Linked DNA regions of Homo sapiens: region 1 is linked to region 2. A link is an interaction called in ENCODE POLR2A ChIA-PET data of the cell type or tissue named here. Cell type or tissue: OCI-LY7. All regions are shown on one strand. Region 1 holds the start of GADD45GIP1 (GADD45G interacting protein 1). Region 2 overlaps NFIX (nuclear factor I X).

Region 1 (2,500 bases), 64 kb after region 2:
TGTAGGGACATGGATGAAACTGGAAACCATCATTCTCAGCAAACTATCGCAAGGACAAAAAACCAAACACCGCATGTTCTCACTCATAGGTGGGAAGTGAACAATGAGACCACATGGACACAGGAAAGGGAACATCACACACCGGGGACTGTTGTGGGGTGGGGGGAGGGGGGAGGGATAGCATTAGGAGATATACCTAATGCTAAATGACGAGTTAATGGGTGCAGCACACCAACATGGCACATGTATACATATGTAACAAACCTGCACGTTGTGCACAAGTACCCTAAAACTTAAAGTATAATAATAATAAAATAAAATAAAATAAACTTTTTGAAGGCAAAAAAAAAAAAAAAAGAATAGCATGGGGGAAACCACCCCCGTGATCCAACCACCTCCCTTCCCCGACATGTGGGGATTACAGGTCCCTCCCTGGACACATGGGGATTATAATTCAGGATGAGATTTGGTTGGGGACACAGAGCCAAACCATATCAGTGGCCCTGCCACAGCCTCTTATTTTTGATTTTTCAATGTGTTCATTCAACATGATTTCAGATTATTCATTGGAGGGCTACTGTGTGCACAGAAGACACATGGATGAATAAAACAGTATGGTTTCTGATATGCAAAAAACAAAAATACAATTTTTACCCAAAGAACACTGAACACTTAGAAAAAAATACACAAATATATATTTGTAGCCAGGTGAGCGTATATATATATGTATATGTGTGTGTGTGTGTATGCATGTATGTATTTATTTTTATTTATTAATTTTTTAGACGGAGTTTCGCTCTTGTTACCCAGGCTGGAATGCAATGGCACGATCTCGGCCCACCCCAACCTCCGCCTCCCGGGTTCAAGCGATTCTCCTGCCTCAGCCTCCCGCGGAGCTGGGACTACAGGCATGCGCCACCATGCCCGGCTAATTTTGTATTTTTAGTAGAGACGGGGTTTCTCCTCTCCTCCCGGAAGGCGGAGGTTACAGTGACCCGAGATCACGCCGTTACCCTCCAGCCTGGGCGACAGAGCGAGACTCTGTCTCGAAAAAAAAAAAAAAAAAAGACTGGTCTCGAACTCGCGACCTCAGGTGATCCGCCCGCCTCGGCCTCCCAAAGTGCTGAGATTACAGGCGTGAGCCACCGCGCCCGACAAAAATATGTATTTTTAAGTGTCAGTGTGCAGAAAGGAGAAGAAAAAAAGTGAAAATTAAAAATGACTTTAATCAGTAACTGCTTAACTAAAATTTAAAGTTATACTTGGAAACGTATAAAACCCATACTATCCCCTTCGCCGCCCTCCCCCGAACTGAGGCAGCAGGGACACCCCTCGCCCTGCCCTGGCCCACACCGGGCCTCGCGCTCAGGCACCGGGCATGGACAGCCCGGCGGGCCTGTGAGGACCCCGCACAGCCAAGATGGCGGCGTCCGTGCGACAGGCACGCAGCCTACTAGGTGTGGCGGCGACCCTGGCCCCGGGTTCCCGTGGCTACCGGGCGCGGCCGCCCCCGCGCCGCAGGCCGGGACCCCGGTGGCCAGACCCCGAGGACCTCCTGACCCCGCGGTGGCAGCTGGGACCGCGCTACGCGGCTAAGCAGTTCGCGCGTTACGGCGCCGCCTCCGGGGTGGTCCCCGGTTCGTTATGGCCGTCGCCGGAGCAGCTGCGGGAGCTGGAGGCCGAAGAACGCGAATGGTACCCGAGCCTGGCGACCATGCAGGAGTCGCTGCGGGTGAAGCAGCTGGCCGAAGAGCAGAAGCGTCGGGAGAGGTGCGTGCGTGCAGGCAGACGCGGGGCTGCCCTCTGTGCCCCGTGGGCGAACTGGGCCCCAAACCGTGCCTACCCCTTCGGGGTCACGTCGCAGCATCTGCATGTTGTAGATTTATGTATACGCTCACCTGGCCGCAAAACAAACTCAGAATAACGTCCATTTAGTCATTCATCAGCAAGTTTTGTTTGTTTGTTTGTTTGTTTTTTGGAGACAAGAGTCTCGCTCTGTTGCCCAGGCTGGAGTGCAGTCGCAAGATCTTGGCTCACTGCAACCTCCGCCTCCCCGGTTCAAGCGATTCTCCCGCCTTAGCCTCCGGTGTAGCTGGGATTACAGGCGTGCACCACCACGCCCGGCAAATTTTTGTAGTTTTAGTAGAGACGGGGTTCCACCATGTTGGCCAGGCTGGTCTCAAACTCCTTACTTCAAGTGATCCACCTGCCTCAGCCTCCCAAAGTGCCGGGATTACAGGTGTGAGCCATCACGTCCGGCCATCACCACCAAGTCTTTACTGAGCGCATACCGTGTGCAAGACCCTGTCCCAGGCCGGGGGCGGTGGCTCGTGCCTGTAATCCCAGTTATTTGGGAGGCCGAGGCAGGCCCCAAAAGGGCCCTTAATATCAGATGGCGACAGCTGACAGGCAAGATAATACCAATGGTGACAGCCGACTAGTAGGAAGGTAAAAGAGTGAAGAGTGTGTGCCTGAGGGCAGCTTTGGTTTGGGAAGCCTC
Region 2 (2,500 bases):
GCCAGCACCCCACACGTCCCTCCCTTCTCCCCCAGCCCCCAGCAAGCTCAGCCTCCTCCTTCGGCCCACACCCAGCCACGCACACTCCATTAGCGGTGACGAGGGATGCCAACGCAACACAGCTCGGCTCGAGAAACTGCAACAGTTTATTAAAATAGCCTCCTGTCACAGCACTCCGCCTGACAAGCTCTACACGCAGCCACAAACAACAGCCAGACCCGGGGAGAAGTGACAAAGGCAAAAAGATGGACACTACCTCTGAGCAGAGGCAAGGAATCTGACCAACGCCCCTCACCACTGCACAGGCATTTAATTCTCCAGATCTGCCCTCTCCAGTTGACCTGAGATTAGTTTTCTTACCTGTCTCCCAAATCAATTTAGACTAAAGAGCCCAAACCCTAGCAGTGCAAAGTGCAAAAGTATAAAATGAGAAACCCAAATGAAAAGAAAAGAGCTAAGAAAGGACACAACAAAAAACAGCAAAGGGCTCTATCAAAAACAGGCCACCTGGGGGAAATCAAGTCACAGAGAAGTGACCCACCGGGGAGCCCCTGCTCTGGTCCTCCACTTGGGGACCTTCCTCACAGCAAGCAGAAAGGGTGAGCACTGGGTAGGGGAGTCCCACTTCTGAGGGGGTCTCTCCAGTTAGAGCTATGGAGCAGCCATGCTTGAGGCCTTCGAAACACAGTAAGAAGGAAATAGATATGACATAAAAGGAAAAGCAGAGGAAGAAGGATGTGGCTGCAGACAGGGAGAAAGGGATCCAATTCCACTCAGAACCCCATCCCTACAGCCGCCCTCTCCCTCAGCGAGGCTCAGTCCTCAGCTGGCGACGGAAAAAAGGTCACTGCTCACTCGTGCCCCTTTCTTCCCCAACTGAAACCCTGTGCTTTGTGGCCTTTATGTTGGCAGAAAGGTTCCCGGAAGAGCACCTGGGGCATGCCAAAATAAAACATCCAGCCCTGGGCTGGCGCTGAACCCTGACAATGGGAGAGGGGCTGCCCAACACCTGGGACCCCAGTCTGTGCCCTGAATTATCCATCTCAAGTGAACTGAGCTCATGGCTGATCCCTGAAAGAAACGGTTAGAGGTGAGAGTACAGAAGGCAGGTGGTATCAGAGACAGGCCTCTTAGGGTGGTGTCCAATAATTCACATCATGTTAATAACCAGCTTCAGTCCAATCAGCCAAAGATGTTAGCTCAGAGACATGACATAAGGTACCAAATCCTGCCTCTCCACCTTGTGGAAACAATTTTACCTTCTAAAGTCAAGATGAGGTCATTAAAAACTACAAGTGAGTTTATATTTGGCATGGAGGTGTTTTTCTTGTATTCTGATTTATACTAAATATTAGACACCAAACAGAAAATGGCCAACACGAGCCTCCTGGAGAATCCTGGCATGTTCCACTTCACAGACCACAGTGCCACAGTAGAAGAGACATGCTCGACATGGGTTGAATCTGAATCTGGTGGTACAACTGGGTCAGGGATAGAGGTGGGGGCAGCAACAGTCCCACAGCTGGGAAATGACAGATGGAAGGATCCATGTAGAAGTTAGGGAAACAGGACAAGATGCACGACTGGCTCCTGGAGAGGGGTTGGGGGTCAAAACTCCACGGACTGGCGGAGAGATCAGAGGAGAGGCGGCAGAAGAGTGTCTCAATAGAGCCTCAGGGACCTACAAAGAGCCCCAAGCACCCCCTCAAGGCTCTCTTAACAGAAGAAGCAACAGGCCTTTCCCAGGGCAGAAAGTTGGAGGAAGAACAATTGTCAATTGTCCTTCTCCTGCCAGTGGCTATAACCTTGCAGGTGGGCAGAAGATTCTCAGGCAAATACTTTCCCCTCACCCCATTCTCTCTATGGGCTGCTGGCTCCCAGTGGAGGAGGCCTTTCTGGAGGAGTGGCCAGGATATTCTGATGCTTCGGGAGATGAGAAGGTCTCTTTCTCTATTTCTCTTTCCTCCCTCCCTCCCTTCCTCCCCTCCTATTTTGGGCGCACACAGAGGAATTGCTCGGGTTCCATTAGAAACATTTCAAGCACCCTTCACTGCGGGCCCCCTCCTCCTGCATGCCACTGGTGGCGGCCATCAGCCCAGACACGCCCCTCATGAGCCCTAGACAAAAGGAAACTGTCCCCCTTTTGTTAAAGAGTGGAGGCTCCTGTTGGAAGATTACCTGTTCCCAGCCCAGCCTCCTTCTCTTCTCCCCTCCAGCCCCAGGCAGGAGATCAGACCGCTTTACATCCTGCACCAAAGACCAGAATCAAGACAAAAAATCCCTCATACGATTCAAGGCTTCTCCAGGTCTGAGTCACTGGCAAGTGTAAGAGTTCAGGTGATGGAAAGAGCAAGGGGACATGCAGGCCACAGAGTAGAAGGACATGGGAAATGGGGAAAGGAAGCCACTGATGCTGGTAATAGGAAGAGAAAAAAAAAAGACAAGGGGGGAAAAAAGGAAAAGCAGGAAACATTGTGGGGGAAAGGTATTTCCCCCATTG

The links. ChIA-PET counts read pairs that join two places held together with the same protein. Peaks named below come from ENCODE experiments on the same cell type or tissue, not always from the same donor. Only the 100,000 strongest peaks of a DNase experiment are listed, where the experiment ranks them.
Region 1: POLR2A ChIA-PET joins it to region 2 with 24 read pairs; 6 of 35 experiments call an interaction of 5 or more read pairs at or near these places.

What each region holds. Positions count from the first base shown.
Region 1 is chr19:12,956,133-12,958,632 of GRCh38, reverse strand. It overlaps GADD45GIP1 (GADD45G interacting protein 1), which reads left to right and starts at 1,410. Exons shown (of 2, transcript NM_052850.4): 1 at 1,410-1,770. The coding sequence starts at 1,421. RefSeq lists a silencer at 1,464-1,633 and enhancers at 1,062-1,934, 2,034-2,083. In OCI-LY7, no CTCF peak of the experiment used is centred here; DNase peaks (open chromatin) are centred at 1,002 and 1,382; H3K4me3 peaks cover 2,130 bases; H3K27ac peaks cover 2,180 bases.
Region 2 is chr19:13,019,880-13,022,379 of GRCh38, reverse strand. The region is part of intron 1 of NFIX (nuclear factor I X); the gene reads right to left. Among named protein-coding and RNA genes, the nearest start is that of NFIX-AS1, 6.0 kb to the right of the region's middle. In OCI-LY7, no CTCF peak of the experiment used is centred here; no DNase peak of the experiment used is centred here.